Regions from separate parts of the Homo sapiens genome. Here region 1 is linked to region 2. Evidence: chromatin contacts called from ENCODE Hi-C or POLR2A ChIA-PET data. All regions are on one chromosome and are shown on one strand. The core of a region is the stretch at or near the end of the contact, and the rest is flanking DNA. Distances in the headings are between cores, read along the strand shown.

Region 1 (5,427 bases), core at 626-3,125, 3.6 Mb after region 2:
ATTCTTCATGAGACTCCGAAAAACTTTTTCATATGATAAATTCAACTAAAGCAAGTTTCATTCCATAAAATACCCTGGAAATAATTATGTATTCTACCTAAATAAAAAAAGAGATTTCTCTTTTATTTCGCAATATAATATGTTCTGCCCAAGATATTTTTTTAAAGGTTGCGCTTAGCAAAACCTGATTCTCCCAATGAGTTCAACAAACTTTTAAAACCCAAACTAAACTCACTTTTAGACTTTCAGAACTACTTGCTGATTAAAATGCCTAAGAAACTTTTAATTTTTAAAGTTTCAGTGAAACAATTTCACGACAACAAATCTAGTATTCTATGTTTTCCTTTCTCTTCAATTTTAAACATTTACAGACCATAGGAGTATATTAACTGCAGGATGCCTTGAAAAAGAAAGAAAAAAGACTGAGCGACTGATCTTGTGGAAATGATTTAAGGTGACACTTGCAGTACTTTTTTTTAAGGGATCAAGCAGGGGAGACCTCTTGTTTGTACAAGCTTTTAGCTTCATAACTGGCTTATGCTAGGGAATATCATAGCCTGCTTAAGAATGACTACTGGGGCAGGAGGAAAAAAAGCTAGAAAAAAAGAGAAGGCAGAGTGGCTCTGATGGAGGGCAAAGCAACTGCGGACGAAGAGGGGTCTACCTGGTTCACAGCATCCGTGATGATGGTGGTCAGTCTGACAGTATTTGTCCCTTAAAGGCATTTTCAGTGGACTCGACCTACTTTGCTTTCACTGTAAGAAGCTCTTCATTGCGGCGTGGCTGTTGAAAGAAGCACAAACCCGTCACTCGCCCTGAACTTCCTGGGGGGCACTGGCTGCATTTTCCAGATACGTTCCCATCATCAGCTCTCCGCTTTCCCTCCACGGACCCGCACCTCCCTCTCGAAAAGAAAACAGAAAGACGCACAAACCCTCCTGCAGCCCAAACTCCCCACACAGGTTCATCGCCCTACCCGGAAACGCAGCCTCGGGTGCGCAGCGCAGGGCGAAGGCCTGGCCGGCAGCGCGGGCGGCTGCGGCCTCGCCGTCCCGGGCGGGCGCGCGGAAACGGAGCGCAGAGCGCGGCGGGCACCGCCGGGCTCCGGGACTACGGAGGTGCCGCTCCCGCCGGCTGCTGGCCCACGCCGCGCCCTCCCGCTACGCACGTGCGTTGGGGTCTCCCTGGCGGAGACCCCGTCCCCACAACCAAGTGCGCCCAACTTACTCAACTCTTAGGGCGGGCCGGCGGGCGGGCGGAAGGAAGGAAGGCAGGCCGGGCGGCCGCGGGGACAGCCTGGCGTGGGAGGCGGCTGCGGGCCCCACCTGGCGCAGCCTCCGCTGACCACGCGGGGGAACCCGGACTCGGGCCCGACGCGCTCCCAAAGAGTCCCCGCCGGCGCTGACGCGGAAGCGCCACAGCTCACCACGTCCCTCCGCGGGCCGAGACGACTGCGGCGGCGGCTCACGGCGTCCTCCGCGCTGTGTGGCTAGGCGGGAGGCGCGCGGGCGGAGGCAGTTGACAGGAGGAACCGCCCGGCAGCAGCTGCCGCCGCCACCACCGAAGGAGCCGGAACCGGAGCGGGCAGGACCTGAGGCTTCCCTCGCCGGGGCAACGGCTGCCGCCGCAACCCGGGTCCCACCAGCGCCGCTCCACCTGCAACGGTCCCTCAGGCTTTAGGAGAGGGGCGGAGAAAAATGGGGGTCTCCCCCAACCTTGGGCCTTTTCGGTGGTAGTTGTTGTTTCAGGAAACTTTATTAAGTCAGCCTCTCTTTTACTCTGTCGCCCCCTCCTCCGGAGAGCCCGAGCTACCGCCGCGGAGCGCGTAGGAAGGGGGAAGCAGAGACTCTCCGGCAGCGACAGGGAGCGACTGACTGACCCCGGACGGAGATGGGGCGAGGGCAGGAAGTGACAAGCTCACCGAGTGGGTGGGGGGAGTGTGGCCGGCACGCCCGGGAGCGCCGCGCGCATGCGCCCGGCCGGCGCCCCCGCCTGTGGGTAGGCGACGCGCTGTGCCCGCCGCGGCCGGTGGGGAGGGGACCGGGGCCGCCGGCGCGAGGGCCGTGTCCGAGGGGAGGGAACCGGGGCGGGGGACACCAGGGCCGCGGCCGGAGTCTCGGGCCGACCGAGAGCCGAAGCCCAAAGTGAGGTGTGAGGCCCGCGATGCGGCGTGCGCGCCCACGGAGACGGGCTGCTCGGCCACCAAACTGTTGCTCTCGCTGTTCTCTGTTCAGTGGAACTGAAACTCGGGGAGGGTTGGGAGAGGACTTAGGAAGCGGTGGGCAGATGTATGAGCCATAAGTAGTGATGATCCCCAAAAGGCTGTCAGTGCATTGCTAAATGGCAAAAGTTGAACATTTTTTTCCTGCCAACAATTTTCGAAGCATGCCTCCCGGAACTTGGGGATTCTTTTATCAGGCCCAAGGGAGGGAAAGCATCTATTGGTAGCAGATGGGTATTTATCCTGGCAGCTCCGCTTCTCAAACTTGAAAGTGGAGTTGGGTCACGTGGGCTCACGCACTTTCCCTCCTCTTCTGCGCCCCGATCCTGCTTGGAAAATCCTCGAAGATCCCAGTCATCTGTCAAATTCTGCCAACCAAGGGCCGCTTCTTGGGGGCGAGAGAGCCGCCTCCGTTGTTTCCTCCCAGCTCCTGGAACGTAATTCTTGCTCTTGGTGACATCAAGCAAATATGTGTCCACCGCCCGTCAGGAAATTTTAAGAGAATAAAGCCCATTCGCCTTGTCTCCGATCCTCCCCAAGATCCACTGAAAACCTTTCCAGTTGGTCCAACTTAAGCTGCCATTGTGCGGGGTCCTGAAAAAACTGAAGTTCAGTAGATAGACTTTGTTTAGAAGAGAAAAAGTTCAGTTTTCAAAATCCAAAGGAAAGTTTGTAAATTGATACATTTGTTACTTTAAAAATGTTGGGCCAGGCGCAGTGGCTGGTGTTTGTAATCCCAGCACTTCGGGAGGTCAAAGCGGGAGGATCGCTTAAGCCCAGGAGTTAGAGACCAGCCTGGCAACATGGCAAAACGCCCTCTCAACCAAATAAAAAAAAATTAGCCGGGCAGGATGGCGCGTGCCTGTGGTCCCAGCTACGGGAGAGGCGGGGGCGGGGGGCGGGATGGCTTGGGTCCAGGAGGTGAAGCGTTTGCATTAGGTCTCCGGGGATTGCAGCAGCTTGATTCTAGGGGATGACAAGAAAGGGATAGAAACGTGATCTTTAACTAGTCACATAAGTGGTATGATCATATATATCTGTCCCATAGTTAAGAGGCATCACCCAACGTGAAACTAAAATATGAAATGCCACAGTTTATAAATTAATGTAAAATAAGTTATGATACTTCTGTGATAGTGTTTGTTATGCAGCCAATAAAAATCACATTTTATATAAAATTTAGTTGTATGGAATATGCTTAAGCAACAAAAAAGAAGTATTTTGAAATGTGATATTTTAACAGTGGGCTGTAACAGTGCAATTATGAATGATTTTTATTTTATTCTTTTGTATACTTTGCAAAATTTGTAAATTAAGTATATAAAACTTTAATAAGCAGAAAAATTTTGAAACGCAGTAAGAAGGCTGTAATAATATGAAAATGGTATACACTAATAAAGCTCAATGTCACTCCAAAAAATGCAGTGAAAAAAGACTGAAAGAAACATGCAAATATCTACACTGGAGACCTCTGCGTGGTAAAATGTGAGGTAAAATATTTTCTGCATTTTCAGAGGATCTTTTCCTACTTTTATGTAATAAACATATTTATCATAGGCTTAAAAATGAATATGCAAGTCTAAATTGTTCTAACCCTGAAAAAGCTTTGCTTCAGATATATCAGTTGTTTGCTGACCAGGTGTGAGTAAAAAAAAAAAAAAAAAAAAAAAAAAAAAAACACACAAAAGTATGTTTTGTGAGCAAATGTAGTGTTATTTATATTCGAATGCAAAGTGGTCAGTACCAGAGGGTCCTCAAAATTGCTTGCTAACAGAGTAAGTTTAGACAATCTTTGAAAAATTAGAATTAGAGTCAAGATGAAATGTGCATGTCGGTAAAACAAATATTAAACATATCTGTATAAAAACGAAATAATCCAATTGAACCTGGGAGGCGGAGGTTGCAGTGAGCCGAGATCACGCCACTGCACTCTAGCCTGGCAACAGAGTAAGACTCTGTCTCAAAAAAAAAAGAAAGAAAGAAAGAAAAAAGAAAAGAAAGAATCATAAAAATTGAGACCCAGAGAGATTAAGTAATGTGCTAGTCAGTAGGAACTTGGGGTCAGGACCTAGATTACTCCCTACTATAATTAACAGTACTACTATTTGACATGTATTGAGGAGTTAATATTTTTTAAGCTCCATATTAGCTCATTTAATCCTATCAACAATTTAATGAGGTTTTGCTGTCCTTCCATTCTGCAGGTGGGAAAACTGAGGTAAAGAGAGTTTAGATGACTTAACAAGTGATATGGTTTGGCTGTGTCCCCACCCACATCTCATCTTGAATTGTTGTCCCTGTAATCCCCACGTGTTGTGGGAGGGACCCAGTGGGAGGTAATTGAATCATGGGGGTGGTTTCCCTCATGCTGTTCTCCTGATAGTGAATTCTCATGAGATCTGATGGTTTTATAAGCATCTGGCATTTCCCCTGCTGGCACTCATTCTCTCTCCTGCTGCCCTGTGAAGAGGTGATTTCTGCCATGATTGTAAGTTTCTTGAGGCCTCCCCAGCCACGCAGAACTATGAGTCAATTAAACCTCTTTTCTTTATAAACCACCCAGTCTCAGGTATTTCCTTATAGCAATGTGAGAATGGACTAATACACCAAGCTGATAGGTAGCTGAGCCATCATTTGACCCCAAGCAGTTTGGCTCTGGAACTCATGAACTTAGCCATCACACTGTACTGTCTACACTATGCTACCTTCACTATGCCATAGCTGTTTTGGTTCACATTGTATGTGAAAGACGAGCCAGTAGATCCTGCCAGTTGTGAAAGGTATTGCATATTAAAATGCTATGTGCAAGTTCATGAACTGGAAATGAGTTGCCAAATTACAAGAATTTAATTGAAATTTCACAGGGCTCTAGAACTTAAAGGAACCTTAGACATCATCTGAGTTATCACCCTACCTCTAAAAACAATGCACACAAACTATCCCAAAAAAATTATCTGCCTTCCCTTTCGTTGTTCACTGCAGCAACCTAGGTGACACATTACTTTTTTATCCTTAAAAGTCTAGAAGTACATCATAATGGTTCATGTAAATCCATTTTATAGTTTAAAATTCTCTCATCCTCAGTGAGAGGACACTATCTCTCATACATACATACACATATACAGTATATTATTGCTGCATAGCCAGCCAGAATTGGTGGCTTAAAGTCATTTTATGTGCTCTCAATTCTGAAGATTAGTAATTTG
Region 2 (5,122 bases), core at 2,322-4,821:
TTCTGTCAAGCTTGCTAAAAATAGACATGTCCAAGCTTCACCTCAGATCCAGTGATTCTGAGTAATATCTAGGAATTGGGCCTAGGCATATGCATTTCTCATAATCTCCACAATGATTCCAATTCATACCTAAATCTGAGAGCCCAAGCAGAAGCCCTCCTTGCTCCCTAACAAACCTAACAAACTTATTAGTAGGTCTCCTAACTTTTCAAGCTGTTTCATACCTCTCATCAGCCTAGGGAGTACCTGTTTAAATATAAATAATCAGTTATCCATTTTAAAAAGCTTTTAATCATCCTCTCTCCCACCATTCTCTCCTTTAATCCCCTAAACCTTTATAAAAATAGTTTCCATATATTTATACACAGTCTTAATCCACACAACTACCCCATGAGATAGTATCCTTGTTTTACAGATGAGAAAACCAAATCTAGGATAGGAAGCTCAAGAAACTTGTCCAAAGTGACCCCCAGTTTGAACCCACATTTGCTGTTACAAAGCCAAGGCATTTTCTACTGTGAAAAGCAGCCTCTTACACATCACTCTGAAGCACTGACTTATCAGTTTACACGTTTCCCTTTTTAGACCTAGTAAGCTCCCTGAGGACAAGTATCAGCCCTTCCAGATTTTGACCTCAACATTTATTCAATACATGTTTGTTGAATGAAAGAAGAAATGAAGCTCCTCCAGAGCTTCGACTATAACTGCTTCTGTTTCATTTCTTGAATTCTTAGGTAGAGCTCTGAGTACTGAGTATACTTCTGCCTAACACATTTGGTCTGACCTGTAAATCTTACTGCTGGATTTATTATGAGACAATATATTTCAGTAATGTTTTAAAGGACAAAAACAACCTGAATAATCAGCCAAGGGAGGAAAAGATTATTTCAAAAATTAAAATATCACTCTTACTTCACTCTCTATTAACTAGGGACTTCAAATATTGAAATTAGTATTTGCAACGACTTCATCCCACAAAAGCAGACAACTGAAAGTGTGGTTTTTAAATGACAAATTCAAAAGGTACAGTTGATTAATAAAAGATGGCATAAAGAAATTAAGCACTGAATACTGAGAGCCTATTCAGCAATCCACTTACACTAACCAATGTGCAACATCATTTTTCTCTATCACAGTATTTTTCCCCATCTGCCATTTTTCGAAACCAGTAAAACTACAGGTAAGCACAGAACAATTAGTATACTTGTGTATAAATGTAATGTCCTTTCTGCCTAAAGTTAATGTGTCTGGTATGTAGAACACAGCACAACTACTTCCTTTTTGATACAGGTTACATAGCTAATCTACTAAACCAGCAACTGAATTTTTTTCATTGGAGGTAACTAACATTCAAAGTGCTGAAGATTTTCCTAAACTGAGCATATGCAAACATTAGTGGTGCTTTAAGAATCTTGTATTTTAATTAGTTTTTGGTGAAAAAGGCAAAGTGGTTATTTCTTTAACACCACTTTTAGAAATAAATCAGTAACAGGAAAAAAAAATACCCTTCTAAAACAACATGATGTAGTGCAAAGTACAATGGGATAGGACTAGGTGTGAGGAGTCCTGGTTTTCTAGTTCTGGTTACATTATTAAATTGCTGTATGACTTGGGCTCACTGGATCAGTTTTCTCATTTGTTGAAAAAAGTGTGTGTGAATGGGGAGGGGCTTAAAGTTGTTACCCAAAATTCTCGTTTTGAGCCACTCCTCTTGTTTCATCCTTCTAATCAGGAAACTCAATGTTCTCTAAGGTCTAAATTCCGAAATATGAAACACATCTGAAATTGAATGGAACGATTCAATCTCCAACCGGATGGCACAAGATACAAAGGGTGGACTCCTATGAAGTTAACAATGAATCCAATAACTTTCCAGAAATTGTCTAATCCTAACTTCTTAAAGAAGCAGGTGAAATCTGGTTTGGCATACCTAATATTACTTAAAGGAGTTATAAAATGGTATTGCTTTGTTGAAATTTCCGTGTTTTCTGGGTTCCAGTGGCACATACTCTGCAGGTGCTAGCAAAGTGGAGAGAAAGGGATCCAGCCAGTATTTCAACAAACCACACTTCAACCCAGTCACCGCAGTATGATCCCGACAAGGCCTACACCACAGAGCAGAACCTCCCCACCCCCAGAATTGCCAGCAGCCAATGTAATGAATGCTTCCGTCAACAACACACATTCCCCTTCCCACAGCAGAACTGCTCGCTCCCAACCGGCCATCTGGGGTTGGAATTGGCCGCACAGCACCAAACTAAGAATCATTCTCGGCCCCAAAAGCCAAGAGCTACCAGAGATTGAGGTTTCCCTGCGCATGGCTGCGGGGAGAGCAGCACCCCCTCCCACCAATGGGGGGAAAAAAAAAATCAGTGGGAAGGAGAGTAGAAACCAGGCCTAGGCAAGGTTGCTAGAGAAATAAATCTTGTTTCTCTTTAACGAAGAGCAATAACATTTCTTGCACCCTCTCTAATCCGAAGAGAGCCCAGGCTCTTGCACTCGACTTCATTCCCTCCTGGAATCCTAATGGGAGATTAAAAACCACCTTCCTTCCCCGACCTATCCACTCCTCAAACCTGGCATTGTTAAGGAACGTACCCCCAGATCAAGCAGTAAGAGGTGAAGCGAGAGCTAGAACAAGGGCCCAGATTCTAGGACCAAGCGGCTCTTGCAAGAAAATCCCCTTGTGGCCTGAGAATAAAGTTTTAACCAGCAGCAAGGGCGCGGGCCGAGGCCCGGCCAGGCTGGAGGACAGGCCTGCGGAGGTGACACTCCCTTATTCTCCAGCAGCTCGGGAAGGCGGCGCCCGACCGCCACGGCCCGCACCCTGGGAGCAGGGCGAGGGCGCCGACGAGGGGCCGGGGCCGGGGCCGGGGCTGGCGGGAGGCCTGGCCCGCGCCGCTCCCGCCTCCTTCCCCACTCCCACTTCCCGGCCCCCAAGCCCGGGCCCGTGAGGTAATGTCACGGGTGGCGACGCGGGTCTCGTCCACTGACCACACATTTCTTGCCGAGGAAAGTGAAGAGGGACTCGTTCTCCTGCGGGGTGAGCAACAGGGACCCCACGTTGGTGACCCTCCGCGGCGGCGGCGGCTGCTGCTGGACGGAGCTCATGGTTTCGCCGGCGGGGTTGGGAGTCCAGGGCCGTCTCCTCCGGCGAGTGGGCGAGAGCTCGTTCCCCCTCTCGGTGACAGGGGCGGGGAGAAGTGGAGTCAGAGGCGCCACATCTCGCAGCTCCTCCGGAGCGGGGAGGAGGACGAGGTCGAGGGAAGCAGGCGCTGACGGCGAGCCACCTTCGCGCCGCGCTGAGAAAGGGAAGCTCCCGGCACCCGCCCGGCCAGGCTAGGGCCGGATGGTCGTTGTCCTCGCACTCCGGCGACTGCGCTAAACTCCCAACTCCTCCCCCAACCCTCCCGCAGCGGCGGCGGCGGCCGCACAATCCAACATGGCAGCGGGGGCGGGCGAGACCACAGGACGGAGGGCGCGGGGGAGCGCGCCGGAAACGCGCGGCTGCGGCCCGGGAGAAACCCCCCCACTCGGCGGCGGGCCTCGCGGCGCGGGCCCGAAGCCACGCCCCCTTCCGGCCGAGGCGCGGACCGCGCGGAGCTAAGTGGAATCCCGGTTGGCTTGGGGCGCAGGCTTCCAACTTCGTACTCTGGCCTCTGGCGTCTCGGCTCGTCGGTTGGGTACCCGAACCCAGCTACTGCTGCTTGAAGAGAAGATGGATGGGGACTCCTCGCCGTCGCTGCGCCGCCGGCCTTCCCTGGGCGGACGTACACCTTTGCGAAGCGTCAGTGAGGACCCAGGGCCCCTCCTTGGAATAGCTCTTATTTCTCAAGCGCTGCAGCGTGAAGCTCGCTCTGCGGGTCCGAGAGGCCTGCGATCTGAAGACTGAAAACTGGGAAGAGACGCTCTACCCTGTGCTCCTCGCCGGCTTCGATAGGAGCCGCAGGTGCCTGGGATTTTCTCAAACTTTGTCCCAAACTTCAGCTGTGGGAGTGGAGGAACAAACAGGCCTCTCCCAGAATTGTGAAAGAGATCGCCCTGGTGGATGAAACAAAAACAAATGCACTTGACTTCCACCGCCTGCCTGGCGTGTCACGCGGGTTTAATGTATGTGTCACATTTAAATTCAAAGTATTTTCTTCTAAGGGCCTGGACACATTTCTTTTCTCCCTGTATCGTGAATTGGAAAATACCTTAGGATATTAAAAGTTATCTAAGATAACCCCCTTTCTTCTGTAAGTTAAATACTAAACGGCTTAAGACGAAATTTTGGAATATAGAGATGATGATGCAGACTGCAGTGAATTATCAAATATGCATCTCACTGTTCTCCACATTAAACATATTTTTGTTGCGTAAATTCATGTTAAGACGTCTATAACAATTACACTTTGGTAAAATTGTTGGATGTTAACATCTCTGATAGCTCCCAATAGAAATCTCTGATGTACTAACCAGACTGGTAAACCATTATCATGCACTTTGAAAATATAATAAAATATTATAATTAAAGCTGCCATTAATGAAATAGGCTGAGCAACAATAAATTTACAAAGGAAAATAAAAGTGGATAGCCTTGGGAGTTCTCACATAAAATATGGAGATTTCAAAGTTAAACTTGATTAATTATGTTAGGGTAAAAAGTGAATTAAAGCAACAGGACTATTTATAAAATAATTAGATTTAGAAAGCAGTCGTAGAAATATAAGCCTGGAGTTGCCTCTGAATTACATATTTAACAAACCTAGAAGCTAAATCAGTTTGTCTTTTATCAAAACTGCAACTCCTCTAAGTTGAAAGCACAGTGACAAGAGAAAGCATTACAAATTCTTGAGAAATAATAGAAATTAAAGCTCTTTTCAAACCTGTGAACAAGTATAGTACCAGAAGTATAAGATTCAGATAGGCCCAAGTTGTAGTTCTTGTTATGAGTCTTACAACCCTATGGACTTTGGACAAATTACTTCTCTGCGTCTGTTTCCTCATCTGTAAAATGAAAATAATTTCTGTTTCATACAGGTATAGTCTAAATAGGGATAATTACACCTACTTCAAAGTTGTAAAATACACAATTACAACTAGATAGGAGGTATAAGTTCTAGTGTTCTGTAGCACTGTA

The links. Hi-C counts contacts between places; a loop is a spot of excess contacts on that map. ChIA-PET counts read pairs that join two places held with the same protein, here RNA polymerase II (POLR2A). Pooled maps may share reads with other maps.
Region 1: a pooled map shows a loop between it and region 2 (11-fold over the local background). The contact joins the promoter of ZNF800 here to the promoter of WASL-DT in region 2. A Hi-C loop is called at or near these places in 8 of 37 single-sample maps with no recorded cell type and 15 of 50 pooled maps. POLR2A ChIA-PET finds 5 or more read pairs at or near these places in 2 of 52 experiments (CD4-positive, alpha-beta T cell and activated naive CD4-positive, alpha-beta T cell).

Annotation. Positions count from the first base shown.
Region 1 is chr7:127,390,833-127,396,259 of GRCh38, forward strand. It overlaps ZNF800 (zinc finger protein 800), which reads right to left and starts at 1,876. Exons shown (of 6, transcript NM_176814.5): 1 at 1,228-1,876; 2 at 665-783. The coding sequence starts at 725. RefSeq lists silencers at 1,036-1,435, 1,836-2,235 and enhancers at 1,331-1,831, 1,676-1,805, 2,546-2,675.
Region 2 is chr7:123,745,624-123,750,745 of GRCh38, forward strand. WASL-DT (WASL divergent transcript) reads left to right here and starts at 3,572. Exons shown (of 1, transcript NR_170281.1): 1 at 3,572-5,122. It overlaps WASL (WASP like actin nucleation promoting factor), which reads right to left and starts at 3,380. Exons shown (of 11, transcript NM_003941.4): 1 at 2,995-3,380. The coding sequence starts at 3,111. RefSeq lists enhancers at 2,301-2,350, 3,110-3,764 and silencers at 2,793-2,882, 3,343-3,662.